Linked DNA regions of Homo sapiens: regions 1, 2, 3, 4, 5 and 7 are each linked to region 6. Evidence: chromatin loops called from intact Hi-C (ENCODE). Cell type or tissue: mammary epithelial cell. All regions are shown on one strand. Links, peaks and the distances in the headings refer to the core of each region. The heading gives the core; the rest is flanking DNA. Region 1 has its middle 60 kb from the start of CHST15. Region 2 has its middle 29 kb from the start of OAT. Region 3 has its middle 160 kb from the start of OAT. Region 4 has its middle 120 kb from the start of OAT. Region 5 overlaps LHPP (phospholysine phosphohistidine inorganic pyrophosphate phosphatase). Region 6 has its middle 98 kb from the start of CHST15. Region 7 overlaps CHST15 (carbohydrate sulfotransferase 15).

The links. Peaks named below come from ENCODE experiments on the same cell type or tissue, not always from the same donor. Only the 100,000 strongest peaks of a DNase experiment are listed, where the experiment ranks them.
Region 1: it touches region 6 in a loop (12-fold over the local background); 16 of 110 quality-filtered maps call a loop at or near these places.
Region 2: a loop joins it to region 6, with 17 times the contacts of the local background. A loop is called at or near these places in 107 of 110 quality-filtered maps.
Region 3: a loop joins it to region 6, with 4 times the contacts of the local background. A loop is called at or near these places in 53 of 110 quality-filtered maps.
Region 4: a loop joins it to region 6, with 9 times the contacts of the local background. A loop is called at or near these places in 3 of 110 quality-filtered maps.
Region 5: a loop joins it to region 6, with 4 times the contacts of the local background. A loop is called at or near these places in 3 of 110 quality-filtered maps.
Region 7: a loop joins it to region 6, with 7 times the contacts of the local background. A loop is called at or near these places in 3 of 110 quality-filtered maps.

Annotation. Positions count from the first base shown.
Region 1 is chr10:124,151,414-124,155,726 of GRCh38, reverse strand. No RefSeq gene overlaps it. Among named protein-coding and RNA genes, the nearest start is that of CHST15, 60 kb to the right of the region's middle. RefSeq lists a silencer at 2,133-2,392. In mammary epithelial cell, for the core only: no CTCF peak of the experiment used is centred there; DNase peaks (open chromatin) are centred at 2,526, 3,096 and 3,346; H3K27ac peaks cover 2,106 bases.
Region 2 is chr10:124,387,742-124,392,054 of GRCh38, reverse strand. No RefSeq gene overlaps it. Among named protein-coding and RNA genes, the nearest start is that of OAT, 29 kb to the left of the region's middle. RefSeq lists a silencer at 2,549-2,838. In mammary epithelial cell, for the core only: a CTCF peak has its summit at 2,624 (motif pointing right); a DNase peak (open chromatin) is centred at 2,694; H3K4me3 peaks cover 597 bases.
Region 3 is chr10:124,256,697-124,261,009 of GRCh38, reverse strand. No RefSeq gene overlaps it. Among named protein-coding and RNA genes, the nearest start is that of OAT, 160 kb to the left of the region's middle. In mammary epithelial cell, for the core only: a CTCF peak has its summit at 1,654 (motif pointing left); no DNase peak of the experiment used is centred there.
Region 4 is chr10:124,293,958-124,298,270 of GRCh38, reverse strand. No RefSeq gene overlaps it. Among named protein-coding and RNA genes, the nearest start is that of OAT, 120 kb to the left of the region's middle. In mammary epithelial cell, for the core only: a CTCF peak has its summit at 1,957 (motif pointing left); a DNase peak (open chromatin) is centred at 2,650.
Region 5 is chr10:124,502,846-124,507,158 of GRCh38, reverse strand. The region is part of intron 5 of LHPP (phospholysine phosphohistidine inorganic pyrophosphate phosphatase); the gene reads right to left. Among named protein-coding and RNA genes, the nearest start is that of LHPP, 43 kb to the right of the region's middle. In mammary epithelial cell, for the core only: no CTCF peak of the experiment used is centred there; no DNase peak of the experiment used is centred there.
Region 6 is chr10:123,993,202-123,997,514 of GRCh38, reverse strand. No RefSeq gene overlaps it. Among named protein-coding and RNA genes, the nearest start is that of CHST15, 98 kb to the left of the region's middle. RefSeq lists enhancers at 1,785-2,347, 2,348-2,910. In mammary epithelial cell, for the core only: CTCF peaks have their summits at 1,498 (motif pointing left) and 2,730 (motif pointing left); DNase peaks (open chromatin) are centred at 1,914 and 2,634; H3K4me3 peaks cover 812 bases; H3K27ac peaks cover 2,463 bases.
Region 7 is chr10:124,065,849-124,070,161 of GRCh38, reverse strand. All of the region lies in intron 1 of CHST15 (carbohydrate sulfotransferase 15), which reads left to right. Among named protein-coding and RNA genes, the nearest start is that of CHST15, 26 kb to the left of the region's middle. In mammary epithelial cell, for the core only: a CTCF peak has its summit at 1,596; DNase peaks (open chromatin) are centred at 601 and 1,101; H3K27ac peaks cover 1,589 bases.

The DNA of each region.
Region 1 (4,313 bases), core at 230-4,229, 160 kb before region 6:
GTGGATGCATATGATCATGCGTGTGTGTGACCGTGGAAGTGAGTGTGCATGTGTGTGTGAGAGCATGGGGGGTATGCATGCATATGTATGTGAGCGTGGGGGTGAGTGCATGTGTGTGTACGCATGGGGGTGTGTGTGTGCATGCATGTGTGTGTGAGCAAGAGGTGAGTGTATATGCATGTGTGTGAGTGGGGTGAGTGTACAAGTGTGCATGCATGTGTGTGAGTGTGGGGGTGAGCGTGCATGTGTGTGAGCGTGGGGGTGAGTGTGCATTCATGTGTGTGAGTGTGGGGGTGAGTGTGCATGCATGTGTGTGAAAGTGGGGGTGAGTGTACATGCATGTGTGTGGGGGTGAGTGCAGGCATTGTGAGTGGGGGTGAGTGTGCATGCATTGTGAGTGTGGGGGTAAGTGTGCATATGTGAGCATGGGGGTGAGCATGTATGTGAGTGTGGGGGTGAGTGTGCATGTGTGTGAGCATGGGGGTGAGTGTGCATGCGTGTGTGAGCATGGGGGTAAGTGCATGCATGTGTGGGGTGAGTGCATGCATGTGTGTGAGCATGGGGATGAGTGTGCATGTGTGAGCATGGGTGTGTGTGAGTGCAGGGGTGTGCATGCGTGTGTGTGAAGGTGAGTGTGCATGCATGTGTGGGGGTGAGTGTACATGTGTGTGAGCATGGAGGTGAGTGAGTGTGGGGGTGAGTGTGCATGCATGTGTGAATGTGGGGGTGAGTGTGCATGCATGTGTGAGCATGGGGGTAAGTGTGAATGTATGTGAGCATGGGGTGAGTGGGGGGTGAGTGTGTATGTGAGTGTGGGGGTGAGTGCATGTATGTGAGCATGTGGGTGAGTGTGCATGTGTGTGGGTGAGTGTGCATGCATGTTTGTGAGTGTGGAGGTGTTTTTGTGTGTGAGCGTGGGGGTGAGTGTGCATGCATGTGAGCATGGGGTGAATGTGCATGTGAGTGTGGGGGGTGAGTGTGCATGTGTGTGGGGTGAGTGTGCATGTGTGTGAGTGGGGTGAGTGTGCATGTGTGAGTGGGGTGAGTGTGCGAGTGTGTGAGTGGGGTGAGTGTGCGAGGGTGTGTGAGCATGAGGGTGAGTGTGCGAGTGTGTGTGAGCATGAGGGTGAGTGTGCATGCATGTGTGTGAGTGTGGGCATGCGTGTGTGGGGGGGTGAATGTGCATGCATGTGTGAGTGTGGGGGTGAGTGTGCATGTGTGTGTGGGGGGAGGGGTGGCTGCATGTGTGTGTGGGGGTTATGCCTGTGAGTATATATGTGTAGGTGAGCCTACATGTAAGTGTGAGTGTGCCTGTGTGTAAGGGTGTATGTGTGAGTGTGCCTGTGTGTAAGGATGTATAAGTGCTGTCCGCATATGTGTATTTATGTGTGAATGAGGGTGTGAGTGTGCCTGTGTGTATGTAGAGGTGTTTGTGGGTGTGAGCGTGTCTGTGTGTGTCTGTATGTGTGTGTGCCTGTGCTTATGTGTGTGTGTGTGTGTGAGTGGACCTATGCGTATGTATAAGTGTGTGTGAGTGAGGGTGAGTGTGCCTGTGTGTAGAGGTGTGTGTGTGTGCCTGTATGAGTGTAAGAGTGGGTGTGAGTGCCTGTGCGTATATATGAGTGTGTGTGAGTGGGCCTATGAGTATGTCTGTGAGGGTGTGCCTGTGTGTATACATGAGTGTGTGTGAGAGAGTGGGCCTGTGTGTATGTATAAGTGTGTGTAAGGGCGAGTATGCCTGTGTGTATGTAGAGGGGTGTGAGTGTGGCTGTGTGTATAAGTGTGTGAGTGTGCTTGTGTGTAAGTATGTATACATGTGCGTGAGGGTGAGTGTACCTGTGTGTAAGTGCATGTGTGTGCCTGTGCCTGTATGTGTGAGTGGGTGTGAGTGCCTGTGCCTGTGTGTATGTGTGTGTGTGAGTGGGTGTGAGTGCCTGTATGTATAGGTGTATGTATGTGTGTGTGCCTGTGTGTAAGTGTGTGTGTGTGAGTGTGGCTGTGCATATGTATAAGTGTGTGCGAGTAAAGGTGAGTGTGCCTGTGTGTAGAGGTGTGTGTGTGTGTGCCTGTGCCTATGTGTGAGTGGGTGTGTGTGCGCCTGTCCCTGTGTGTATGTATAGGTGTATGTATATGAGTGTGTGTGTGCGCGCCTGTGTGTATGTATGAGTGTGTGTGTGACTGGGTGTGAGTGCGTGTGAGCACTTCCCACAGCACGGGCCAGTCCTCTCCCACCACACCCTTTGTGGCCCCCCTGCTGACGTGCTTCCAGCCCAGCGCCCGCAGGCCCTCGGTGCTGCCTCTCCCTCCCCCTTTCTTATTTCCCTTGCCCTGGGCACGAGCACCGTTTCCCCCCTCTGGCTCCCACCACACTCAGGGCCACCAGCTGCTCTGCTCTTCCCCAGCCTCTCCTTCCTCTGCTGGGGTGTCCCGCCTGGCTGTGTGAAGCTGCTGAGATTCTCCCCGCTCGGTCACTGCCTTCTCATCCAGGAAGACTTCCTGACTGCTGAGTCATTTCCTCCTCAGAACCACAACACTTAGCACAGTTCCCCGGGGTTGGGTACACCTGGTGTTATCTGTTTTGTTCTGGGAAGGAGGGGGTGGCAACAGGACACCTGTGGAGTTAAATCCTGGCACTGCCATCTCCCCGCTGGGGGACCGTGGGCGGATTACTCTGAGGCCCTAAGCTTCGAATGGAGCCAGTAATTCTGCCCTCACAGGCTGCTGGGAGGATGAGCTGAGGGGATCCTATGGCACGAATGGGAAGGGCAGGCATTGCTGGCCCCTCTCCCTGGCCACAAGGGTGGTGCCCTGGTGCTAACTCGGTACCTCAGTGCCCAGCCCAGGGGCCGGCCCTCCGCGGGGCTGGTGCATGGGTGCAGAGCTGAACTGCCCTGTGCTGAGTTGAATTTACGTCAGGGGCTTTCTGTGGGTGTCGGGGACTCAGGGAGAGTGGGCAGTGCAGGGGCTGAACTGGGTTTGAATGTGGCTCCGCCTTGGACTAGACAGGGGCTTGGATGCCCGTCTCTGGGGATAATGACGCTGATCTCGCAGAGATCGAGGCAACACCCAAGCTGTGCTGGCCCCACTCCAGGTGGACACTAAACGTGGCAGCCACCCGCCCCGCGTTTCCTCCTGTCACCTCTCTCTTCTGCGACCCTCTGCTTCCTCTGCCCTTTTTCTCGTCTGGGCTGAGAGGCCCTGCGAGGGACCCCCTTGCTCCCCGGTGACAAGAAGAGTGGGAGGGGCAGACTGGAGGGGCGCTGTGCCCCGTGGTCTCACCGGGGGCCTCCGATGCCGCAGGGCAGGGCCCGCAGGCTGCCTTAAGCAAACAGCGGAGCTCTGGACTGAGTCAGCAGACAGGACTGTGCTGGGAGGAGCTCCAAGGAAACCCTCAGAGGATGGCATTGCAGGAACTCTGCCTAGGCTCCCAAAGCAAGGGAGAAAGCTTCCCAGCGGCCTGGCTCGGGCCAACTTACCACGCCTTGGCTGACAGTCCCGCCAAGACAGGGGCTATGCAGAGGCAGTTTCCCCAAATCAAAGTCTGCCAGCCACTCGCAGAAGAAAAGGGGCTGCCTGTGGGGCAGGGAAAGGTCACCCAGGACCCCCACCGCCCAGCGGAAGCCAGGAGCAGGGCCTGGCCTCTTTCTTGCCTGGTTCTGGTTTCCTTGGCTCTGGGACTGCCATGGGAGATGGTTCCAACCTGCTCCATAAAGACGACTTCGGCTTCACCAAGTGGCCATCTCATCGTCCCCTGAGTCCAGGGATGGAAGCTCCCGGGGCAGTGGTGCAGGGTAGCTCTGAAGATCTGGTTTCCTGAGAGGGAAAGCCTCGCCCTGTCTTGGTGGTCGTCATCACCTGTGCTGCCCATCCTGTACCAGCCTTTCTAAGAGCTCTCCCTCTGGCTAAGACACGATCACCCAGAGTCCCTGGCGGTGCCCTCATCTCCAAAGCTGCACAGATGGGGCATTTATCTATCTGCTCAGTAAGCCTAGCTGCCAGAGTCAGCCCGTTTCCATCAGGGTCTTCTGTGCTAGCTGGGGAGCCTCTGCCATTTTCCAGCCTCCCTGAGCCTCTGTCCCAGCGTGGGGTGGGGTTGATAATGACACCTTTTCACAGGCTCATTGTGAGGATAGAATGGGAAAATGCACCCATAACTGCAGTCTCCCTGGGCCCCCTTGAGCCCAGTGTCTATACACTGGCCCGAGGAGAACACAAGTTAGACCCCAGACAGGTGGAAGACAATGTGTGCAGGGGTCTCTTAATCCAACAGGACACAGTAGAGCTCCCCCAAATTCCCATCTGAGCATTTCTCT
Region 2 (4,313 bases), core at 272-4,271, 390 kb before region 6:
CTCTCTGCAGCACATCTGTATGTGATGGGGAAGCACCACAGAGGTCGGGGGAGGCATATAGGGGACATTTATAGGTTTAGATCTGTGCTGCTCAATGCCAGCTGCACTTCAGAGTCACCTGGCTTGCTTAAAAAATTAGTATCGGCCAGGTGTGGTGGCTCATGGCTGTAATCCAAGCACTTTGGGAGGCCGGGGTGGGTAGATTACCTGAGGTCAGGAGTTCAAGACCAGCCTGACCACCATGGTGAAACCCAGTTTCTACTAAAAATGCAAAAATTAGCTGGGCGTGGTGGTGCACGCCTGTAATCCCAGCTACTCAGGAGGCTGAGGCAGGAGAATCACCTGAACTCAAGAGGCGGAGGTTGCAGTGAGCCGAGATTGTGCCATTGCGCTCTGGGCTGGGCAATAAGAGTGAAACACTGTCTCAAAAAAAAAAATAATATTGATGGCCAGACCTCACCTCAAATCAATTACATCAGCATCTCCTGGATGGGGCCTTGCACCTGGATATTAAATGCTCCTGGGGATTCTAATGTGCAGTCCTTGCAAAGTGGGTATTGAGTGTGAGGCAGGGTGTCATTCACCCAACCATGCTGGGGCACTGACGTCTACTGGTGAATAAGGCACACGATTCCTGGCATCAGCGGGCTTTTTAATAGGTACATTTATTTCAAAAATGTTTATTGAGTACCACTTGGCTGGTCCCGGAGGATAGACAGTGGTTCAAATAAATAGCATTTATTCAGCAGTCTGTGCCAGGCACTATTTCAAATGCCTTAAGTCTCACTCCAGGTATTATTACTTCCATTTACAGATGAGGAGACCAAGGCTCAGAAACACAAGCTTGCTTTAGGTCATTGAAATAGTGGTGATGCCCAAGAGCCTTGGATGGGCTGGACAAACCTTCTGAGGGAGCCAGTAGGTGGTCCTGGTGCCTCAGGGACTGGGGGCTTTGAGAACAGCTCCTCCCTTTGTCTCAAGAGCTTGGCCAAGAGGCCCCTGTGGCCTGTAAAAGCATTTCAATTTGTTTTGAACTTGGGGGATGGATTCTTAAAATACCAGCAGGAGGCATCAAAATGAATAATATATATCTAAAAGCAGCTTAGTCCATTTAGGAAAAAAAACTTTAAAATATATTTCAGGGCTCACTCCAGTGTTCCATGCATGTATAATGGCTCAGAGGAGGTTTATTAGCTCCCCAGCCTTTATTTTGATTAACTTGCAAATGAGATTTTTTCTCTATACATCAGCCTAGCCCTTCAAATTGTTAATGAGATATCTGAACTAAAATGGCTTTTATAATTTGCATCACAATACTTAAGAGCCCAGCAGATGATTGCTGCAAATAAGCCTTGTGTGGAATAGCCAAGCATGGCTCAAGGCAGGGTTCGGGAGGACCACCGACAGCTCAGGCTTGCACATCCATGGGGATGCAGGGTCTGGGGGCCTTTGATCTTGGTGGCTTTCTCCTAGGCCAGTCTCTGAGACCGGCAGTGAAGGGCAAGTGGGATCCACCAGCCCCTACTCTCTCCTGCCTTCCTTTTTATCACAACATCTCTTTAATTTATGGCCCCTGAGTGCCAAGCCGTGTACCTGTGAACAAATGGAGTAATTACTCCTGGGAGAAATAGAAAAACATGGATGCAGACCATACAGAAAGCTGCCGGCTTTCAGTGGGGTGACCTGGGAGTGATCACCGGGTGAGGGTGTCCTGCCAGTGTTCTAGGAATCCTGGAATCATGGAGGGTCTCCTGCCAGTGTTTTCATGTTACTGGAGGCTCAGAGAGCGGAAGGGACTTGTCCACCGGCTGCGCTCCCTGGGACAGAAACCTGGGGAGGCCTCCTGATGATGACGGGAGGCGGTGGCGTGGGTGGTTGCTGCGAGGCTCAGAGCTTCGGTTTTGCTTTTGCCTCTGACAACCAGGATGACCTCTGGCAACTCAATGCCTCTCTGTCCTTTATCGAATGAGGGGGTTGAATTAGGACAGAACAGTCACGGGTGGTTTCACAACAGGTGTATGTTCTGAGAAATGCGTCCTTTGGCGATTTTCTCGTTATGTGAACATCATGGCGTGTACTTACACAACCTAGATGGCACAGCCTGCTACGACACAATGCTAAGTATTTGCATAGCTAAACACAGAAAAGGCACAGTAAAAATATGGTATAATCTTTTGGGACCTCCGCCATATTAGAAGGGCATGACTGCCTGGTCTCTGGAGGTGGGGGTGAGGACTGACCAGGTGAGCCTGAGCCCCCATCCAGTGGGCACCGGGCTCAGGTGGGCGCGCGACGGGTCTTGGGAACTGACAGAGGAGCCAGGGTCTGAGGCCCCCGGCAGGTTTTATATAGAGATGGCCAGAAAAGCGCCCCCACGTCCTGTGAGGTTCCCATTCCCCCGTCTTGGGTTTTAAGATCCCCTTGAGACTTAGTTTCCCCCAAAGTCAGTTTCCCGAGAAAAGGAGGCCCCATTTCAGCAGAAAGGGGCTTCGAGCTCCAGGGAGAGGACGGGGGTGTGGCGAGTTGTCCCCTCCCCTCCAAGACTCAGCGCCCACGCGCAAGTCAATAACCCCAAGTCCGGGTCCTGGGGCTTTTGGCCGGAACTGCTCGCAGCCATAGGGCCCCACGCGCGTTGGGACGGCAGGGGGCGCTGCCCGCAAAGCGTTGCTTCCCGGCCGTCCTGCGAGCCCGCGAGATGCGCGTGCGCGAGGCCGGGGCTCGGGAGCTGGGGCGGGGCCGTGGGCGGGGCCAGGAGCCGCGCTGGGGACCGTGCCCTCCTCCGCCGAGGCCTGTAGGGCGCTCGCTCTTCGCTGGGCCGAGTCCCCCCGCGCGCTGCAGAGCAATACAGTTCTGTAAAAGTTTATTATTCTGACGTTGGAATATGCTCCTTGGAGACAATTCAGAACTTGCAGAAACCAGAGCCCCGCGGCCCCTCCCTGCGTAGACTGCGGGCGGCTGTCCCGGGCGTGGGCTGCGGCCCCGCGGGCCCATGCGTGTTCTGGGGACTCTGGGGCGCTGGTTCAGTCCCGCGTGTGTGGGAGTCACGTTCACCTCCTCAGTGCCAGGTGCTGTCCGCGCACCCGTCGGAGCGCCTCGGTTCACCGTGCAGAGGTGTGGGCTCCGGGGCAGGGAAGGGTCCACCCCACCTCCCGCGCTGCAGCGAGCTTGACAGGTGGTGATCCTGGACAGGCGCATCCGTTGGGCCGGGGGCAGGGGCGCTCTGACCCTGTGGGCAGGGCCTCCCGGGACTCTGCCCGGAGCTCCTGGCTGGGCTGTGCCCGGAGGGATCTGAGTGGTGGTCCTTGGGCCCTTGCGGGCCTCAGTTTTTGCCACTGTGCAATGGCCTTACTCATACCTGCCCTGGTGATTGGGGGACCGAAGTTGTGCAGGGGGTGGGAGGATGCGGGGCCTGGTCTCTGCCTGGCTGGGGCCCACCTTGATCCGTGTGGCCCTGCTGAGCCCTGTCCACTGGTCACTGAGATAGTGACGGTCCTGGGCTGGGCAGGAGTGGCAGGCCCTGGGTGTGTGGATGCCATAGGAGGAGAAAGAGCTTTTCCTCACCGTCCTAGGTTCCTGCCTGGGACTCATATAACAAGAGAATAACATACACATTTATTTAATATAATTTTTACCGGATGCAGGAGCCTTCATAAGGAAATGAAGACCCAAAGAAATGTGTAAACCTGTGTGTGTGTGTGTGTGTGTGTGTTTTTGAGACAGAGTTTCACTCTTGTTGCCCAGGCTGGAGTGCAATGGCAGGATCTTGGCTCACTGCAGCCTCCACCTCCTGGGTTCAAGCGTTTCTCCTGTCTCAGCCTCCCAGGTAGCTGGGATTACAGGCGCATGCCACCAGGCCCGGCCAATTTTTGTATTTTTAGTAGAGATGGGGTTTCATCATATTGGTCAGGCTGGTCTCGAACTCCTGACCTCAGGTGATCCGCCCACCTCGGCCTCCCAAAGTGCTGGGATTACAGGCGTGAGCCACCACACCCAGCCAAACCTGTGTTTTTTATGCTTGGTTTGATAAAAAAAGTGGATAGTCCTAGAAAAGTTTGATTGGATAAAAACGTCTGATGTAACGGTAATAGATGGAGGGACTTAGCCAGGCCTGCGTGTTCACAGTCTCCTCTATCCCTGTGTCTTCAGAGGTGAGGATGTTTCTTCTGGGTATAGGGAGACTAACACCTGAATGAGGGTTTTATGTCCTGCTTCAGGGGAGAAGGGAGGGTGGGAGGTGAAAACGACCTTTCTGTTTCTGCTGTTTCCTCAAATGCCAAGGTGCTGTATTTTGGGGTACCATGTCCTGAACCCCA
Region 3 (4,313 bases), core at 8-4,007, 260 kb before region 6:
AGGAGGGGAGGAGGCAGGGCTGAAGGAGTCCAGGTGACAGCACTGCTCAGGTAACTGATGCACACTCAGTTAACTGGTGCACCCTTTAGAACACCTGTGCATGGGAAAGGCCGTGCCGTCCTTGGAGCAGTGAGGCACTATTTGGCAGCCGAAACTCCTTCAGTGTGAGATATGCCCAGCAATCACATTCAGCCCCGTTCTGGGCACTTTGCCTCCCCCTGCCTGCACCTGTGAGGACCTTCCATGGATCACAGCCCACACCAAGCTTTAGTGGAGTGTTGGGGGAACTGTCTACAATGGGCCCAGCTGCAGGGAGAAAGCCAGGCAGGAATCTGGGGACATGTACTGAATCTGTGGATGAAGAGTTGATGGAGATGCTCAACTCTTGGAGCTGGACTGGCAGCTCAGGGATGTCCCCAGCCAGGGCTGAGGCTCCTTCCTGGTGTCATGTGTGAGGACCCACGGGCTAAGGCCTGATGGCGGACTCTGGGAAGGCTCTCACCCCAGACATGTGCTGAAAGGTCCCACTGCAACTGCAGGAAAGGGCTCAGGAAGCTGGGACCTTCACTCTGGTCTCAGCCCAGCCCTGAAACTCACTGAGACTGACTTGGCTCAATCTTATAGTGTCCATGCACCTACCATGGGCAGACCCTGGCCAGGTGCTCAGGTGACACAGGTAGCTCAAGGTCCCTGGCCATGTGGAGCCTCAGACACATGGGATAAGCAGATAGATTCTGAGATAAGGCTGATAATAAGGGCATGCAAAAACTGCACAGGGGCCTGTGGAGGGAGACATCCATGTTGTGAGTGGGGTGGTGTGAGGGGATAGGGTGAGGACTAGAGGAGGTAACATTTGAATTGGACTTTGGAGGTTGAGTAGGAGCCCACTGTGGGAGAAGAGCCTGCCAAGCAGAGGGAACATCGTAAAGACAAGGGCCCCAGACGGCTGTCACACTCTGGGGACTGCAGAGAGTGTGGTGTGCATGGGCTTGGGGTCCAGTATCCTCTTTGCTCGGCTCCAGCACCCTGTGATTCCAACCCATGGTGGGATTGCTTAGTTGATGTGGGAATTGATCTCCAAGATGGCTTCCGTGATGATTCTACCTCCAGGTATTCATGCCCTTGTGGTGTCCTCTTCCACACTGAACAGGGCTGGCCTATGTAACCAGTAGAAAACTGTGGAAGTGATGGGGCAGGACCAGTAGAATACTAGAGAAGTGATGGCGTGGGACAACTTCCAAGGCCGCATCACAGAAGGCATTGCAGCTTCTGCCGTGGTCTCCTGGACTGCACACTGGGCAAGCCAGGCACCATACTGTGAGGATGCTCAAGCAGCCCCGAGGAGAGGCACACGTGGAGAGGAACTGAGGCCTCCTGCCAACAGCCACGTGAGTGCACCACCCAGAAGTGGGTCCTTCAGCCTCAGACAGGCTTTCAGAGGACTGGAGCCCTTGCTGACCTCTGACTGCAGTCCTGTGAGAGACCCTAAGACACAACTTCCCACTCACACTGCTCCTGAATTCCTGACCACAGAAACTGTGAGAGATGTGAAGTGCTTATTGTGGGAAGCTTTGTTATGTACTTTCTTACATAATGCTAGATTACAAGTGCAGTTGCTGCCCATGGGTGCCACCTGCTGGTGTTCCTGCCCCTGTGTACCCCCTCCCCTTGAGTGTGTGCCGTGATGGGATGTCACTCTGAGACTGCACAGCAAAGCCTCTGGCTTCTACCTTTCTCACTCTCTTGCTCTCTTGTCTCCCTTGCTCTGAGGGAAACTGGCTGCCATGTTATAAGCTGCTCTATGGAGAGGCCCATGTGGCTAAGAATTGAGGGAGGCCTCCTGCTGATAGCCAGTGAGGACCTAAGGACCTCAGTCCCACATCTGGTGCAGAGCTGCACTGGCCAACAACCATGTGGCTGAGCTTGGAAGTGGATCCTCCCCCAACTGAACCTTGAAATGACAGACGCTCCAGCAGGCACCATGATGCCAGCCTTGTAAGAGACCCTGAGCCAGAACACACAGCTGAGATGTGTCTGGATTCCTGACCTGCAGAAACTGTGTGGCAATAAACATTTGTTGTTTTAAAGCTGCTAAGTTTGGGGGCCATTTGTTACACAGCAGCAGATAACAAATACAGTTCTGATTAATGGCACCAGCCTCACCTGTCCTATTCCTAGATATGCTTAGCTTAGCTTTGGTCTAGACTTGGGTCTCCATGTACAACTATAACCTTGGTCATCTGAAGCTCAGAGTAGGAGGGGGTGTATTGAGGGAATGAGACTACGAGGAGGCACACCCCAATATCTGCTGCTTTCTGGAAAACTCAGCCTCCAAAACTAAGTCAGCAACCATAGGAGATGGCCGTTGCAAGGTGGTTAAGCATAAGGGAATAACACAGGTTCGGAGCCAGCTTCTACCACCTCTTTCCTTTAACAGAGTTACAGGTCCTCCCTGAGCTCCCATTTCTCAGGGGCCCTCCTGAAGCAGAGAAGGAAGCCACAACATGGGCAGTCTAACTAGCACCAGCCAGAGAGCAGACACGAAGACGAAAGGAGAGGTTCTTTGTAAGGAACTTAGCCCTGGAACACGGCAGGTGCTTGTTATGAGCTTGGCCTTGTAGTTATCAGGGCACTTGGCATCATAGGCATCACCCCAGCCACTGTTGGCATGAAGACCTTGCAATGCCATCCTGGTTCCTGGACCCGGGCATATTAACGATGATGCCCACATCTGAAGGACAAGAAGGTCTCAGTCGTGCAATCACAGAGGATTCACCTGGAGCTTCCCTGAGGAATGTTCTTTTGGGCCGAGTCACCCGCTTGCTCCGGTGAGGCTGAGCTTGAGCTTTGAATCCTGCCTGGAATACAAAGGCCCCATCAAACACTGCCAGGCTCACCAGCTCCCCTCCACCGCATGCGCCAAGGGTCTCCCTCGCTTGGGTGTTTATTTCTTGCTGTAAGAAGCGATGATTTAATTCTTGCCTGGGATATCATTCAGCCCAAGTTCGTGCTGAAGTGAGGCATATTTCAGCACTCACCAATGTCCATATAGATAAAAGAGAAAAAAAAGAGAGAGAGAAAACAACCTCAACCAGCCTCTTCAAGAGCTGTGCATTTGAAACCTGTTTCTTAAAGATGGATTGCCCGTTAGGCTGCTAAGAGGTTTTTCTTGACTTGTCAACATTTTATGCCCCCACAAACATTCTTGGCTATAAATTATTCATTGCCCAGTTAGTGGTTAAAAAAAAAAAAGCTGCCCGGGGCTGAGATACTTTCTTAATTCCCCCTCTGCTTTTCAGATCCAAGTTGTTTTTGTCCCTCCTCCTGCTGGAAAAGTAGAAATAACTGGAAGTCTCTGGACTCAGAGGTGCGTGGCTATGGCCGGATGAGAAAATAGAGTTGAGTACAGCATGAGCTTGGCTGGGGTCAGGGATGGGGGCAATTACAGTTTTGGGGTCAAGCCTGGACACTGGGGTCAAATGTAATTAACATATATTTGTTATGTTACAATTAACACATATTTGTTATAATATATGTTAATTATATTTGACCCCAGTGTCCTGTCTGATCCCAAAACTGTAATTGGTCAAATATATGATAATATAGGCAGTCTCTACCTCCACTGTAATGGAGAAATGGGAAGTAGGTGTGTTTGGGGCTCTTTTTCCCCCTTTCTGTTGGCAGAGACTCCAAGGTTTTCACGAAAAGTCTAGAGGAGGCTTGATTCTGTTCTAGTCCCAGTCATTTCAGAGTCCACAGCTGGAGAAGATGTCAGCCTTTCTCTGCTCACCTGATTCCACCCTCCCTGAGCCCCTCCCCAGGTCAGGGGCCTGCCAGGAGATAGTGCCCACCTCGTCCTTCCTCATGCCCACCCACTTCTGTACGGCACACACCAGGCCTTGCTCAGCCTCTGCAATTTCTGATGGCAACTCCCCAGGGCAACTGACCCCTCCTCCAGGTGGATTCTCAGGCCTACCATGGTTCCGCCCCCACAGGGTGTGGAGAAAGGTTGGGGGTGGAATTAGGCTTTAGGGCTTGGGCCCTGAATTAGTTTCCAATGGCAGCTGCAACAAAGCACCATAAACTGGGTGGCTTGAAACATGCCCCGGTCTGCAGAACTGAGCGCTTCTGAGACCCTAGGTAGAACCGCTGCTTGCTTCTCTCCAGCTCCCCAAGGTGACTGATGCTCCCGGCCCACAGCTGAAATCTCTACCTCCACGGTCACAGGGAGTTCTCCCTGTCTCTGTATGTGTTCAAGCCCCTCTTCTTATAAGGACAACAGTCATATTGGATTTGGGATCCACCCTACTCTG
Region 4 (4,313 bases), core at 303-4,302, 300 kb before region 6:
CCATTGTCTTGGCCTCACGCCTGCAGACTCTGATTTAATAAGTTTGAAGTGGGGCTCTGGGGAAAAGGGGTGCTTTGAAACATCCCCAGGTGGTTTTCTGTGCTGGGCTCTGTGAACCATTGCTCTATACCAGCTGTTTTCTTTTTTTTTTGTTGTTGTCATTGTCGTTTTTGTTTTTGAGACAGAGTCTTGCTTTGTTACCCAGGTGAAGGGCAGTGGCATGATCTCTGCTCACTGCAACCTCCGCCTCCCAGATTCTCATGCCTCAGCCTCCCGAGTAGCTGGGATTACAGGCGTAGCCATGACGCCTGGCTAATTTTTGTATTTTTAGTAGAGACGGGGTTTCACCATGTTGGCCAGGCTGGTCTCAAACTCCCGACCTCAAGTGATCTGCCTGCTTCGGCCTCCCAAAGTGCTGAGATTACAGGCGTGAGCCACCACACCCGGCCAATACCAGCGGTTCTTAGAGTTTAATTTCTCATGCTTAGGCTGTATGCAGTCCACTAAACCAGAATTGTCTGGGGGTGGCATCCAGTCATCAGTATGTGTTAAAGTTCCCTCGGTGATTCCAATGTGTAGCTAAGAATGGGAACCACTGGTCTGCACCTCTATTATAATCATGAGTGGTTTAAAGATGGCATCACAGAGGATGTGACATTGGAGCTGGGTTTTGGAGGATGAATAGGAGTTTGCTAGGATCCTGTCAGAGGTAAAGGGAGCACTCTAGGTAGAGAAACCAGCACATGCAAAGGCAGAAGAGCAAGGAGAGTGGAGATTTGGAGTACAATTTGGCTGGAGCAGAGGCAGGGGTCAGGATAAATGAATGCTGCAAGTCAGACAGCTTGGCTGCTTCCTACTTCTACGGTGAATGGCTGGAAGCGTCCAAGTAGGAAGCTACTGGACCTGCTTGTGTCATGGACATCCCTGTTGGTGATGAGTTGCCCTGCAGTGCAGGGCTGGAGGTAGGGATACCAACAAGGCGCTTGTTCAAAGGCCCAGATGGGAGATAGGGAGGCCCTGAACCAAGCCAGAGGTCAGGAGGCAAAGGGAGAGCATGCGCGTGGGAGACACCGCTGAGAGGGTGGGTGGTTTCCAAACACGTCTGCAAATTCTTTGACACTCTTCCCATGGAGAGGTGGTGTTGATGTCTCCTCCTTTTCGATTTGGGCTGACTTCCTAGGTGACATGAGGCAGTGGAAATGACAGCACATAACTTCTGAGGCTAGGTCCTGGTTCTCTTCGGACTTTTACCCTTGGAGCCTGAACATCCATCTAAAGAAATCTGACTGCCCTGAGGCTGCCATGCTGGGAGGAAGCCCTGGCCACACAAAGAGGCCTGTGTATGTGCTGTGTTCTGACAGTCCCCACTGAGATTCCAGCTGACAGCATCGTCTGTCAGACAGGTCAGGGAAGATGCCTCCAGATGATTCCAAACCCCAGTCCTTGAGTCCTCTCAGCTGAGAGCCTAGACACTGTGGAGCAGAAACAGGCTGTCTCTGTGGTGCCCCGCCTGGATTCTTGGCTTACAGAATCCAACCTTTGAATACAACAAAATAGCTGTTTTATGCTGTGAAGTTTTGGAGTATCTTTTATACAGGAATAGTTACCCAAACAGATGAGCCCTGGGACTTGGTGGCCGGCTAGATGCAGGGGTAAGGTGGCGGGGGGTGCCCCCATATTTCTAGCTGTCTTTGTACCTGTTGGAGTGGAGAGGCCCATGGGATGCTGGCTAAAGGTATCCAGGGAGGGGGTAGAGGAGCTCAGTGGTGACCAAGGTCCACGTCATTCCCCAAACCATCTAGCCAGATGGATGCACTCCAGGTCCCTCTTCAAAGAGCGATGCATGTTCCTTACAGCTTGCAGCTGTTGCCCATTAAAGTGTGGCCCACAGCCCAGCCGGCTCAGCATCACCTGGGCCTCATTAGAAATGTAGCCCTCAGGCTCCACCTGGTGTCAAGGGCGACCTGGGAGCTTGTTAAACCTCCACGTGCCAGGGCCTTGCCCCATGCCCACTGACTGAGCCCTGGGCAGGCCTTGGAACCTGTGTGTCTGACTTACAGGGAGGTGTTGGGGCCATAGGCCACAGGGGCTGACTGGGAACCGGCATGGGATGCCTTGCTGTGGGCCCAGGGGCAGCTTTAGAGAGTGGAGCCCACGATGGGGACTCGGGGCTGTCACCTCAGGGAGTCAAAGAGCAGTGTCTGCTCCTGTGGCCTTTCCGTGGTTCCTAGTGGTGGGGGCCTTATCAGCTCCAGGGTGGGAGGGGCCTCTGGTTGCTGGTTGTGTTTAAGGGCCAGCCTAGGGGCCTTTGCGAACTTTTCCAGGTGAAGAGACAGCCCAGGGGCTGTTTCCCATTCCAGGAGCAGACACTTAGCAGTGCAGGGCCTGTTTCCCTGCAGCCATTTGACCCAGGGACATTTTGAAGAGGCCTGAAACCTAAACTGTTAAACGCTCAGCTTTGTTTTATGATCAAGTGTTGTGAAAGGTGAAAGATGAAATCCTCACCTGATCCCTGCAGCTCACTGTGGTGCGGTGACAGGGACAGAGCAAGAGTCCACGTGAGCTGTCGATGGTGGAGCTGGATGCACCCGCTCGGTGGCCACATCCAAGCAGCAGGCAGCCTGCTCTGCCCGCGGGGCACGGGAGTCTGTGTGTGTCTGTGACTCAGTGGATGTCAGCGTGTGTGTGTGTGCATGCACAGACGTGTAGCTTCTCTGAGCTCCTGAGGCTGCCCCAATTGCTGGTTAGAAGCCCTTCCTCTTTGCTGCATTGCACTTGCAGTTATTAGGCTGTGCTACGCACCCTACACGAGGGTAGATGATAGATGGAGAAAGAACGTCCTGGAGACAGCCTTAGGTGGAGCCGCCTCTCCTAGCCCCACTACACAGGTGAGGACGTGGAACTCCAGGGAGCTCAGGAACTCACCAGCATCTCCTGATTAACAAGCGGCTCCACAGCAGGCTGGTTTTGGAGATGAATGCTTGGCCATGCCCTTGAGCCCCAGTAGTGTTCCTGGGCCCCAGGAAGTGCCCCTGGGCATCTGCTCTAGGTCAAAGAGCAGGATCCATGGCCCAGATTCCAGTCCCGGACTCCTATCTGCCTCCCAAAGCCTCTCTGTCACTCATTAATGTCCAACAGGACACTCCCTATAGATTTACAAATGGGACACTGAGAGCTACCTTGGACGCCTGCATGATCCACAGGTGAATAGGGTGAGGCAGATCTGTGCAGGTGAGATTGACTGCCCTGCTGAGCCAGGGATCTAAGTGCTTGGCAGTGGATATTCTCTGTACTTGCAGAGGCATGATGGCCGGGCGCCGGGCCAGACTTGGTGTCCCTGCATGGGGGCCCACCTGTGCCAGCCAAGCAGGGTGGAGAGGACCGCTGCTTCCAAGATGTCACTTTGCCACTGAAATGTGCTGATTTAAAAAAATCAAAGAGAGGGGTTTATTTATTGCTGAAGTCATTTCAAATGGAATTAGACACCTAAATCAAATTTGCTGCGGGATGTCTTTCTTTTTTTAACCACCTCCAGAGCAGTGTTGGCATTAACTCTGTACACACAGAAAACCAGGCCCGCTGAGAATGCCAGAAGGCCTTGGAGTCATGCAATGAATTCAACCTCTTCCTTTATTATTATTAAAATTATAAATTAAAATGTGGTAGGACGTGGGGGCACTCTACTTTCAATGGAGCACGTCTGCGTGTAATGTGGGATCCCAGCAGTTCTTTCCGGGGGAAGGTAGGGGGTGGTTTATTATTATTGCCCGAGTTTTAGGAAAAGAAACACACTCAGATATTGAAGGATTTACACACAACCAGGGATGGAGGAGGCACCACGTGCCCAGGTCAGTCAGCTCCACATCTGCGCCATGTCCTCCAATCTGATGACACCATGAACAAAGCCACCTTTGATCCCTGCTAGGCTCCTTCTGTGTGTTTAGATTCTGTCATTAGGAGCTAGTATGGGAAGAGGAGTGGGTCTGGGCACCAGACCTTTCCCTGAACTCCCAACAGCGTTGCGGGAGCAGTGGGGGTGGAGGGGTGGGGTTGCCAGATAAAACGAAGACGGCCTGGCCACGTGCACGTTGCAGGTAAACTGTGAATGCTTTGTTGGTATAAGTATATTCCAACTGTTGCATGTGACATACTTATATTAAGTGGATTTGCTTCTCTGGAATGCAAATGTAACTGGGCATCGTGTATTTGTGTTTGCTAACTCGGGCACCCTAAGGTGGCGGGGCGGGGGTGCTTCTCTCGCTAGTCATTCCCTCTCAACACCAGAACTTCTCACTGCCAGGAGAGCAGGGCCC
Region 5 (4,313 bases), core at 48-4,047, 510 kb before region 6:
CCACCTGAAATCCTCTCTAACCCCCCGACCTGAAATCCTGTCTACCCCTGCACCTGAAATCCTCCCTACCCCCCCACCTGAAATCCTGTCTACCCCTACACCTGAAATCCTCCCTACCCCCCTCACCTGAAATCCTGTCTACCCCCCGACCTGAAATCCTCCCTACCCCCCTCACCTGAAATCCTGTCTACCCGCCCACCTGAAATCCTCCCTACCCCCCCACCTGAAATCCTGTCTACCCCCCAACCTGAAATCCTCCCTACCCCCCAACCTGAAATCCTGTCTACCTCTCCACCTGAAATCCTCCCTACCCCCTACCTGAAATCCTCCCTACCCCCCCACCTGAAATCCTCCCTACCCCCCCCAACCTGAAATCCTCCTTACCCACCCCACTTGAAATCTTCCCTACCCCCCAACCTGAAATCCTCCTTACCCACCCCACTTGAAATCTTCCCTACCCGCCAACCTGAAATCTTCCCTACCCCCCAACCTGAAATCCTCCCTACCCTCCCCACCTCCCTAAGAAATTCTGCTGCACCGCTGGTCCTCCCTGAGAGTTGGGCTATGGCAAAGAGCACTGGACGGGGCTGGAAGACGATGGTTTGGTGCCTGGCTTCACTCCTCATTGGCAAAGTAATCTTGGGTTCAGTACTAGAGTTCTCCGTAACCGTTCTCTTAATACCGCTTAATGCTGCGGTTCTCCCCAGGGCACATCTGGCAATGTCTACAGACAATTTTGGTTTCACAGCTTGGGAAGGGGGTGGTCCCATGTAGTGGGCGGACAGTGGGATGCTGTTTAGCACCCTACAATGCATAGGACATCCCCTCACCACAAAATGACCCAGTCCAAAAACACCAAGTGTCGAGGTTGAGAAACCGCGGGGTGGGGGGGGGGTTTGTTGTTTTTTTTGAGACAAGGTCTTACTCTCTTGTCCAGCCTAGAGTACAGTGGTACCATCTTGGCTCACTGCAACCCCTGCCTCCCAGATTCAAGCGAATCTCGTGCGTCAGCTTCCTGAGCAGCTGGGACCACAGGCATGTGCCAGCCACCATGCCCAGTTAATTTTTGTATTTTTTTGTAGAGACAGGGTTTCACCATGTTACCCAGGCTGGTCTCGAACTCCTGGGCTCGTGATCCACCCACCTCGGCCTCCCAAAGTGCTGGGATTACAGGTGTGAGCAACTGCGCCCAGCCTGAGAAATCCTGTCTTAACCTCATGGTGGGAATGCAAAGCGCCTATGACAAGGTGTTTCATCTCTAAGCTTCAGGCTCCTCACCTGTGAAACGGGCCCCTCCAGGCGAGGGTTCTTGGCTGTCACATATAACTAAGTGCTCTGGTTTGAACAGTCTCAATCTCCACTAAACCTGCAGGATTTGCATCCCACAGAACTTCTTATGATGATGGAGAACTGCCAAAACCTTCACATCACTTGGGTGCTCATATGAAGCTATAAAACCATCCACTGATTCAGAAGCTTAAACCGTGAGAATTAGATATTTCTAGAAGTAACCTTTAAGGTATGTTATTCTTTGCCTTATTACTGAATCCTAGAAAGGGCCAGGTTGCCTCTAAGAGGTTTGAATTTCCAATCTATTAGCATAATACCAGCAATCTGTGATTTCTAGGCCACTGAGGAAAGGTTAAAATGAAAATTGGATTTGGGGAGTTATATCTATTCTGAGTGCAGACTGAAAACTCAGCAGCAAGAAGCAGGTCAGGGTCTCGGGAAGCAGCAGTGATCAAGGGAAATGACTGGTGATAACTTTATTGATTAAAGCAGCTGGAAAAATTTAAGGTTTGCCACAGCCTGGCATTCAGCAGCAAGAGAGGTCCTTGCAGGCATTTTTCATTAAAAATAAAAAAGCCAGGAACAGAGAATTATTACCCTGTGCATAAGACACAGTTCATTTGAAATGGCCTTATCTTGAAATACAGCTTTAAAATGTCTACACATCCTGAGAGTCAAATAACGTTAGTGAGCATTTTAGGAAAATGGCAGGGTGGGGACGTTCGGAACATGCAGCTGCTACTCCACTGTCAAGGGGACAGGCAGAAATGTCATATGAGGGTAGGAGAGGATGATGATGTGGGAGGTAAATAAGACACAGCTTTGCCACATATGCTCGGAGCCACCAGAGGAAACAAGTCTTTCGCTCTCCAGGGCCACAGATGCTCAGGGTGGATGGCAGCGGCAGGGACCAAAGCCTCAAGCAGCCACGGTGACCCACCAGGAATCCACAGCCCCGCTCCCTCCCAGACGCACTGCCCCAGCATCCGAAAACGACAAACCCAGATTCACCAGACCCCCATGAGGGGTCTTCTTTCGGCGGTGAGGTGGGCTGTATCTCATTCGAAATGTGAAGGAAGCTGACTGTGAAAATAACTGAAAATGCCACAAGAAAAAGGCAGGGAGACCACCCAAGGTCAGACCATCCAAATATCACCAGCAATGCCATCTGGACAGCCAGTCTCGTCTCCTCCCCTCTCTTCCCTTCCCCTTCCCTCCTTCCTTCCTTCTTTCCTTCCTTCCTTCTTGCTTTCCTATTTTTTTTTTTTTGAGACAGGGTCTCGCTCAGTTGCCCAGGCTGGAGTGCAGTGGTGCAATCTCAGCTTGCTGCAACCTCAACCTCCTGGGCCCAAGCAATCTGCCCACCTCAGCCCCCCAAGTAGCTGGAACCATAGGCACATGCAACCACATCTGCCTTTTTTTTTTTTTTGCATTTTTTCTGTAGAGACGGGGTTTTTCCGTGTTGCCCAGGCTGGTCTCAAACTTTTGGGCTCTAATGACCTGCCCACCTCGGCCTCCCAAAGTGCTGGGATTTCAGGCGTGAGCCATGGCACCTGGCCAGGTCTTATTTTCCAGGCAGTGGCAGGGTTTTGTTTTTGTTTGGGTTTTGGGTCGGGGGAAGGGGGCTGTTTGAGATGGTTGTGATCATACCACTTATATTATTTTATTTTATTTTTTGAGACAGAGTCTCACTCTGTCACCCAGGCTGGAGTGCAGTGGCAGGATCTCGGCTCACTGTAACCTCCGCCTCCTGGGTTCAAGTGATTCTCCCACCTCAGCCTCCTGAGTAGCTGGGATTACAGGCACCTGCTGCCAGGCCCGGCTAATTTTTGTATTTGTAGTAGAGATGGGGTTTTGCCATGTTGGCCAGGCTGGTCTGGAACTTCTGACCTCAGGTGATCCGCCCTCCTTGGACTCCTAAAGTGCTGAGATTACAGGTGTGAGCCACCATGCCCAGCCTACTTATAAACTTTTAAATACTGATTTTTAAACTTAAAGCATTAGCCTTTCTCTCTATATATAAAACACATTATTTTGAGAATTTGTCTCTTAAATTCATCCTATGAGGGGAATACAAATATATACATAGTTGCTTATTTTTTAAATAAAAAAAGCTATAATATTTATAAAATATTTATAGCTTTAATATTTATAAACATGGCTACCTACCAGAGACAGGTAAAAACAAAATAGAAGGAAAAGAAGTTGGACTTCTTTGAATATGTCTTGCTTTGTGGATTTGATTTTAGAACCATATAAATGTTTTACATAACTACAAAACAAATGTAAATGTTAAGCCAATTCCCTAAACATCAAAATGAAAATGAATTCAAAGAGCGTCCACTTGGGGGAATACCACCCACAAAAAAGAATTATTCCCAGCAGCTTTAAATACAGTATTTTGGTCATAAACCTCTAGAGCAGGGGTGTCCGATCTTTTGGCTTCCCTGCACCATACTGGAAGAAGAAATGTCTTGGGCCACACATAAAATACACCAATGAAGGCCGGATGTGGTGGCTCATGCCTGTAATCCCAGCACTTTGGGAGGCCGAGGCGGGCGGATCACCTGAGATTGAGAGTTTGAGACCAGCCTGACCAACATGGAGAAACCCCGTCTCTACTAAAAACACAAAATTAGATGGGCGTGGTGGCACATGCCTGTAATCCCAGCTACTCAAGAGGCTGAGGCAGGAGAATTGCTTGAACCCAGGAGGAGGGGGTTGTGGTGAGCCCAGGCACCACTGCACTCCAGCCTGGGCAACAGGAGTGAAACTCTGTCTCAAAAAATAAAAAAATAAAAGAATTATCAAGAGATGCCAAAATTAGAACTAATGATCAGAAAGAGAATATTTACATAGTGTCAAAGAACTTTCCCACAAGATACTTATTAGGGTTGGATGCAGTGGCTCACGCTTGTAATCCCAGCACTTTGGGAGGCCAAGGCAGGCAGATCACCTGAGGTCAGGAGTTCAAGACAAGCCTGGCCAACATGGAGAAACCCTGTCTCTACTAAAAATACAAA
Region 6 (4,313 bases), core at 238-4,237:
GTGTTTCTAAAGGGACATGAGAACTGGAAGGCGCTTGCAAGGCAATCTCGAGGCAGAGTCCTTCATTATTTGTGTGATTATTTTCCCCAAATCATTACCCTCATCTGTGCTGGGACTTTCCAAAGCTTCCAGCCTAGCATTCAGGGAGCAGCTCCCTTTCTGCATTAATATTTCATCAGCTTCCCTCAGTGGCTCTCCGAGAGTGGCCCAGGGACCACTTGCGACCCTTTCAGGGAATCCAAAGTCCAAATTCTTTTCACGGTCAAACTGAGATGTTGTTTGCCCTTGATGCTCTCATTTTCTCCAGAAGGTACAAATAAAGATTTTCAGAGCCCCCAGCCCCCAGCCCTGGCCTCTGACAGCCGACGGAATGCGTGCTTGTGTGTCTCTGTGCTTTGAAAGTCTCTCATCTTTAATTTTGAAGATAGTCAATATCAATCAATGCAAGCCACTGAAACAAAAGCTGTTTGGGATCTTCAATGATTTTTAAGAGTATAAAGGAATCTTTAAACAGTTTGAGGCTGGGCATGGTGGCTCACACCTTTAATCCCAGCATTTTAGGAGGCCGAGGCAGGAGGATCCCTTGACCCCAGGAGTTTGAGACCAGCCTGGGCAAGATGGTGAGACCCTGTCTCTACAAAGTAGGTAAGTAAGTAAGTAAGTAAATAAATAAATAAATAAATAAAAATTAGCAGAATGTGGTGGCACACACCTGTGGTCCCAGCTACTTGGGAGGCCGAGGTGGGAGGATCACTTAAGCACCAAAATTTGAAGCAGCAGTGAGCTGTGATCATGCCACTGCACTCCAGCCTGGGGGACAGAGCAAGACCCCACCTCTGAAAACAAACAAACAAACCCAACTAGTTTGAAAACTTGCTAGCTTATATGATATTTAATTAACCTGTGCCTTCATAATATCAAGAACAGCTGGCATGAAAAAGGCTCGGGGGCAAACACAATTGACTTGTGGTAAATACAAGATCAGCTGGAGGGTGTTTTGCCAAACGGCTGAAAGCCAGGAGAGCTGAGCACGCCCAGGATGTCTAGGGGACATGGACACACCTGTCACCTGCAATGGCCAGATGAGAGGCCATCCATGGTAAAGGGGATGAAAACGGTCATAACAGGGCCAGCTATGATTGAACACAGGGTGAGTGCCACGCCCTGTGCTGGGGCGTCTCCTCGTGTCTCATTAGATCCTCACTGCAACCCCAGGAGGAGGTTTTATCTTTATTCTGGTTCCGCCATTATAAAGGTGGGAGAATTGGGGCTCAGTCCCCTCAGCTAGTAAGGAGAAGAGCTGGTCCTTGATCTCAGGTCTGCTGGTCCCCAGAGCTCGAGTCCCAGCTTCAGCTTCTCAACTCTGAGTCTCTGAAAAGGGTTTCCAAGGAGGCGGTGGAACCGTGTGGACTCAATGACTTCAGACATGGTCTGGGGCTGGGAGGCCAGACCGAGCTGCTGCAGGTAGGGAGGGCTGAGGTCAGGGTTGGGTGCCATCTTCAGGTTGTGGAAGCAACAGCAATGCCAGGACAGCAGGGCCTCCTCCTCCCCTGCGACCCACTGTGTGCCCAGACTCCCAGGGACAGAAACTCCGTCCTGGGCTCCACCGCTGCCTTCACTGCATCCCCTCCCTGTCCCACATCCCCCTGCAGGCCAGAGCCGAGCTGAGTGTGCTGCTGGCCATGGGGCTCTTCGCAGGCGCTGTTGAGCAGATGGGACCGGCTGTGCCCTGGGCCCTTCCACCTCACAGGCTGACGCTTGCTCAGAGCCCAGGAACCTCGAGCCGCCCCAGACGCGGCCAATTCTGAGGTCAATACGGGGCCCCGGTGGCCAGGGGCTCCAGCAGCTGAAGGTTCGAGTCACGGTGGAGGAATGGGGCGTGGCTGCTCTCTTCCCCAGGGTTGGGCTCCCGGCCGCGGAGGGGCAGCTGGCTCGTGCCCCAGTGGCGGGGGAGACTATTTGCTTACTCCCACCTCCACATGAGATAATCAGGAGGTCTCCTGCCATACTCTGCGCTTTCAGCATAATGGAATTCAGGAAAATTCCTGGGCCGAGCCACCCCGCAATTCTAAAGGCAGAGACCTGGGCAGCCTGCAAGGACCTCGGGATATGGGTACACTTCCTATCCCCGCTATCTTCCTACTTCTCCTAAGAAACCACTTGCCTCCCGGGACCCCAGGCCTCTGCCTCCTGCCTTTGCCCACGAGGTGACTCCACCAGGAGTGCCCACCCCCACATTGTTCAACTGAGTCCGCCTCTTACCCCACCCCAAGGCCAAGTTCAAGTGCTGCTGCTTCCTCCATGATGGCTGCCCGGATTCCTCCATCCCTATCCCCAGATATGCAGCAGTGGAGCGATGTTCCTGATGCGGAGGCAGTGGATGTCTGGAGAGAGAACCGAACTGGGGGGCCAGAGAAAGAGCTGGACGATCTTAAGCAAGCAATTTAACCTCTCTGAGCCTCAGTTTCCCCAGCCTCTGAACGGGGTGAGAATACGGAGGATTTCAAGGGGCCCTTATAGATCTGCCTCTTTATTGCCTTTTGAAAACTCGCCACTTTCCCCAAGCTGATTGAATTCCTGAGGCGTTTTGCAGAGGAGCTGCGGGAAGGGTGTGGAAGGGGGCGGGTCCGGGAGTGGCAGCCCCGTCCCCACGCCCCTGGGGTTCTGCGGACCAGCTCACTGGAGACCAGGAGGCGCTAAAAGGCAGCCCTGCGCTGCCCCCTGGTGGCCGATGTGGACACTGCAGCCAGGAAGCCTTTCCCTCCCGGCCTTCCGGAGACAGGCTGCCGGCTGGACACTCCCCTGGCTTCGCGGCTCACCTCTCACCTGGCTAGGGAACTCCTGACACCAAGGGGGACCCCGGGATGAGGGCGTTGGAGGGTGAAAGACTGGGTCTCAGCTCAGCCAATCAAGAGCGTAGTTCTGAAGAAGCCCAGTTGCGGGAAAGGAGTGAATGTGGCGGCCCCCAGAGGTGCGCCCAGCTGCTCCTCCGTCTGTGGGCTTTTCCCACGGCCTTCTCAGGAGCGCCGCCCAGCAGCTCCGCTGGAAGTGGTAGGTGCGCAGACACCTCCTCCCCACCCTTCTGCCCTCCTAGTCCTTCCACCCTGGGACAGTTGCCCCTTCCCAACCCTCTCTTCTGAACCCTTACAAAACCTTGTCCTGAGCCAGCTGTACTTTGTTCTCAAGCCCCCTCCTAGGACTGTGGACGGTTGAGGAGGGCCTCGGAAGGAGCCACCACTATCCCCAGGGAGGCCTTGGAAGTGGGCGTGATAGTGATGGGGAGTTCCTGGAGCAGGATCAGGGGCCTGTCTGCAAACACACCAGGGTCCTATCCTTTTTCACCATTGCCTGCCTCTGCCTTCTCCACTTCTCCCCAGCATTCTGTCTTCCCTGGCCTCTCCCGTCTCCTCTCTGCCTCTCTTCTCTCCTTAAGCCTTGCGTCTGTGTCCTCGTAGTCCTATGCAGGCAGGCTCTGCTTATCCCTGTTCCCTGAACCATTCTATTCCTAGATGGAACAGGATGGAACAGGTCCAGGGGCCGCTGGGCTCCGACACCCCTGGCCCTATTCCCAGGGCCTCCCTGTGTTATCTGAGCACCTTCCCAGCCTTAGTTCAACACGCTGAGGTCTGGGATTTCCATCTTGGACCCAGGTGCTCATCCTGCTTGGCCCTGACCTTCCCCTCCCCTGTCCACTTTGCCTTTGAGTCCTTTCTGCCCTCTCGTCTCCTTTACTTGCTTTCTCTCTCCTCCTCTCCATTTGCTCTCGCCCCTCCGGCAGTGAAGGAGATTTACTGGGCTGGGCTAGGGCTGGGGTTGGGGTTCCAAGGGACAGAGGGTCTGGATAATAAGCCGCTACTGTGCAGGCTTAGGAGTGTCCGCAGCCTCAATGAAAAGCCGAGATAACGCAGATAAATCCACATGCCCTGCTCTGCCTAAAAGACACACTTAGAAGATCCAATCTGTGACGCTTGGCTGCACTTTTTTTTTTTTTAAATTTTACTTTAAGTTCTGGGATACATGTGCAGAACATGAAGGTTTGTCACATAGGTATACATGTGCCATGGTGGTTTGCTGCACCTATCAAACTGGTATCTAGGTTTTCAGCTCTGCATGCATTAGGTATTTGTACTAATGCTGTCCCTCCCCTAGACCCCACCCTCCAACAGGTCCCGGTGTGTGATGTTCCCCTCCCTGTGTCCATGTGTTCTCATTGTTCAACTCCCACTTATGAGTGAGAACATGCTGTGTTTGGTTTTCTGTTCCTGTGTTAGTTTGCTGAGAATGGTGGCTTCCAGCTTCATCCATGTCCCTGC
Region 7 (4,313 bases), core at 42-4,041, 73 kb before region 6:
TCTTTTTTTTCCAGAAACTGTTTCTTGGACAACACAGCAACTACTTTCCATTGCAAAGAAAAATCCTGTCCTTTGTGTGCTCTCTACAAAGCACTCACACAGCCAGGCTATATCATTTGTTCCTGACAACGTGCTGGGGGGGACATCACCATTTTCTGCATGTCCCCAGGAAATGGGCGGGACCACTTGTCCAAAGTCCTACAGCTAAAGGGAGGCACAGTGACACCTTAGATTCAGGGGAACTCCCATCTTGGGGTGACTTCTTTGCCCTCAGTATATTCCACATGTCATGGAACCTAATGGATAAATCTGGTTTGGTCAGGCCTGGAGCGCAGAACTGTTAAAGGCAGGCAATGAGAGAAAAATCTGCGTCCTTCCTCGAGGGATGAGCTGGCTGACTGGGAAGGTCCAGGCTCAGGCTGGCCTCTGCCCAGGTGTCCTATGGCAGGGGCTCATGGAGGAGCACTGTTCCTGTTTTCTGGGTCCCCTGCTCTGCCTCACCTGTTTAAAGTCAGTGACTCAAATTTTTAAAACTGTGAAACCGTAAACTGTCCATCCCTGTTCAGCCTTCCCCAGGCCACGGGCCCTGCACGTGTCACTGCTTGTTCATGGTTCTCCCCTGTGTTGCCTTTGAGGCTCACTCATCTTGATGACTCAGAGACTTGCCAGAGACCCTGGACTCCCCGTCCCAAATTCCCCGAGCCTGGCCCCGATGATTCTTGCAATGTTACTCTGTTCATGGTGCCTCTGCCCCATTTCCATCTGTGCCATATCACCAATAGTTGGGGGGGGGGTCCCCCAAACAACAGGGACTAACTTGAACTTTGCAAGACTCTTGAATTTCCTGGCTATATTTATTATCTGTATGGCACTGATTTGTACTAGAGCTGAGCCTGCAGAAGTCAGTTGAACCCATCCTCTCTATATTCAGGAGGACTACAGGATGTAGGAACTCAAACGGGATGTTGATCTGTGGGAGTTTGCAACTTTGCCTAGCAGCACAGACCTGCCTCCTTGGGAGAGGCCTCTGGGGAGGGATGCTAAGCCGATGGATGTCTGTGCAGAGACAAGGGACTGTCCTTTTCACCTGAGAGGCCATTCTCATCCTGCCTAGTCCTGTCTGATTCACATCTGACCCCAGCTTAGCCCAGACAGAGACATGCTAAAGCATGTTCTGATACTTTCTAGCTTCGATTATCTCCTTGTATGCTTTCTTTGTATACTTAGGGCCCAAAATACCATAAGGTGGAACATTCTAAAGTAAAAATGATCCCCTTTTTATTGTTTGAAAATTTGTGTTTCTTATTAAAATAGAACATTTTACAGTTATTCACAAGATAAGGTCTTACTTTAAAAATCACTATTTTCCTCTGTCTTTCTGACTTCTTTTTTTAATTCAAGAACAGGGATATTAAGGCAGGTGATGAAAGCAGAATTTTTAATAAGAGCATAGTGATGCTTTTCACAACGGACTTAGAAGACATTAAAATATATGTGTTTTGATCTTTTTCTGGATTTGAATATGAAGGACTAGTTATTGCAACAGACAGCAAAGTAATTCATTTCGGATGCATTTCAGCAAGCCAGCCCTCTAGGAGACGCTGGAATAAAATGTGGAAGTGTGTGACACAGACCAGACTGGACATGTACCCGGCCCATCAGCTAAAAAGCCAAAGAGCAGGTGGAAACAGGAATAACAGTGACAGTGATGGTTACCATGATGAGGAGCACTGCCAACGATTCCTGAACTTCCCAGGTGCCCTGTCCTTGCTTGGTGCTTCCCATGGATTATCTCAGTCTTCCCTGTGGCTCCATTAGACTACATATTGTCACATCATCCCCATTTTTCAGATAAGGAACTGAGGTGGGCTAAGTGTCAGGCCGTGGAGCCAGGATGAGAACTCCAGCTGTCTAGATAACCCATGTCCTGGTAACTGCCACTCTGCTCCCGAGTGGTCAGCATGTAAACCACTGCAGCGTGGGGACTGACTTCACCATCCCCTTGGCTCTGCCTCTGACCCCCCGAGCAGGTGAGAGCTCGAGCCAGCTATTCCGGGAATTAGGCATATACTCATTTTTTGCTTCAGTTATTTCACTAATTAAGGCAAAGTTTCTGGTAGTTTGACATTACGTATCTGGATAATTGCCTCAATGTATCATTTTCACTTTGCACCCGCAGACACAACCTTTAATGAAACTTGAAAACCCAACTCTCCTTGGGGGAAATGATACTCACTTCTGTTTCTAGGCCAGGCGCAGTGGCTCCCGCCTGTAATCCCAGCACTCTGGGAGGCCGAGGCCAGCGGATCACGAGATCAGGTGTTCGAGACCAGCCTGGCCAACATGGTGAAACCCCGTCTCTACTAAAAATACAAAAATTAGCGGGGCATGGTGGTGGTCGCCTGTAATCCCAGCTATTTGGGAGGCTGAGGCAGGAGAATCGCTTGAACCCAGGAGGCGGAGGTTGCAGTGAGCTGAGATCATGCCACTACACTCCAGGCTGGGTGACAGAGCAACACTCCGTCTCAAAAAAACCAAAAACACAAAAACCATCTGTTTCTAAATCTGTTTCTGAAAGTAGTTGAGGGCGCAGACTTCCACTTATAAGCTTAATTGCCCAACATGCAGAAGAAGTCTCCAACTTCCCTGTTTATCAGGCTTGAAAGTCAGCCTTGGTTTGGGGCAGATGGCCTGCTCCTGGTCCTTATCTGGGAGATGAGAGGTTCCGACAGTGTGATCTCTCAAGTGCCTCAGTTTGGATCTGAGCTTCTGTTCTAGCGGCTTCCATGCCCAACTGGATTGCATATCTTAGGAAGCAGGACAGAAGTGCACCTGCACTGATTACTGAGCAAATTGGTCTGAATAAGTGCAGTAGATGCCAGAGATTTCCACGAATGATGTGAATGTGATCACTGGCCAGAAAATATCCATGGACGATAAATATCTGGGCTTCATGCTCTGAAAAATGTTCCTAATCTCTTCTTTGTGATCCCCAAAGAGATTTTTAAGGGAGTTTGGAAGTCTGCCACTTGCAGAAGTCCTGGTGTTCCCAGCACTAAGTGCAGGATGTGGAGTCTGGGGTGCGACTGTCTTGTCACTCAGATGGGGCTGCATGCCCGGCACAGTGCTAAGTGCAGCCAGTTACTCTGGAATGTGCAAATGGCCCCTCTGCCCCAGCTGCAGAGCGCCTTGCGGGTGGCTCAGGTCCTAGTGGGGATAGGAAGAATGGGACAAAAGGAGGAGGCTAAGCCCAAGGCATGTGCTGTCACCAAAAGTGCTGGCTTCATCTCAGAAAGCTGTGGCTGGGTTGGGCTTGGTTGCTCAGGGGAACAGGGAGACGCAGCCCAGGAAATGAGCTGTGGCTGGGCTGGAGCCCACCTCCCCAGGAGGGAGGTGCATGGCAGCCCAGGTGGGGTGCCCCCATCCTAAGATGAAAGGTCTCCACCTCTTGCTTAAATTGTAAGGTGAACGCTTTTGGCCATTTCTAAGGAAAAGCACCTTTGGGATTTGTTCATCATCCTTCATTTTTGCTCAAGGTTTTGGGTGTGAAAACCTCAGAAAAACTAAGTCAACCAAAGACTTTCCAGCGATGTCATCGACTGTGTTGTCATCCAAAGGGGAAAATAATCCCAGCTTATGAATATTTAGAAAGAAGATAATTGCAAATTGCTTTGTGACCGTGTAAACTCGTTTTTTTTTTTCTTTCCCCCAGCCAGTTACATAAGAGGAGGTGTGGGTCAGTCCCAGAAATAGATGCAGAAGCAGTGACAGAACACGTCTTGGCGGTGGTGGAGAGAGACAGCCCTGGGTTCGAGTCCCAGACTCGCAGTGTGTTAGCTAAAGAAGTTTGAGAAACATCCGTCTCTTTCTTTCCATTTCAGCCTCCTCCCCCTTCCCCTAGCTGGTCGACGCTCAAAGCTCTCCTAGCCCAACACTCTGTAACTTGAGGAATAATGTTTTAAACCCCCAAATCTAGTCCTCCCATAAAACCCAGTGAATCTCTCAAATTGATTAAATGGAGGCACTCATTTTATTAGATAGGTAACTGGTATTTTGCCTTTTCTGAAGGGTAGAAGAGGGGAAAAAGTGACTGAGGGGACCAAATAAGAAAAAAAAGACAAAAAGACAGAAGAATTCGGGTTTTTAGTTGATTCCGAATACTCGATGCTTTTGAAACGTTTCCAAGTTTCCTTTACGGGAAAGGAATGCAAATGATCCAAAAGGGAGGAGGGATTTTTTTCCCCCTTCTTTTTTGTCCTGAGCTCAGTACCTGGGATTTTGCGGCATGTGCTGAAAAATTATATCTTCTGGGT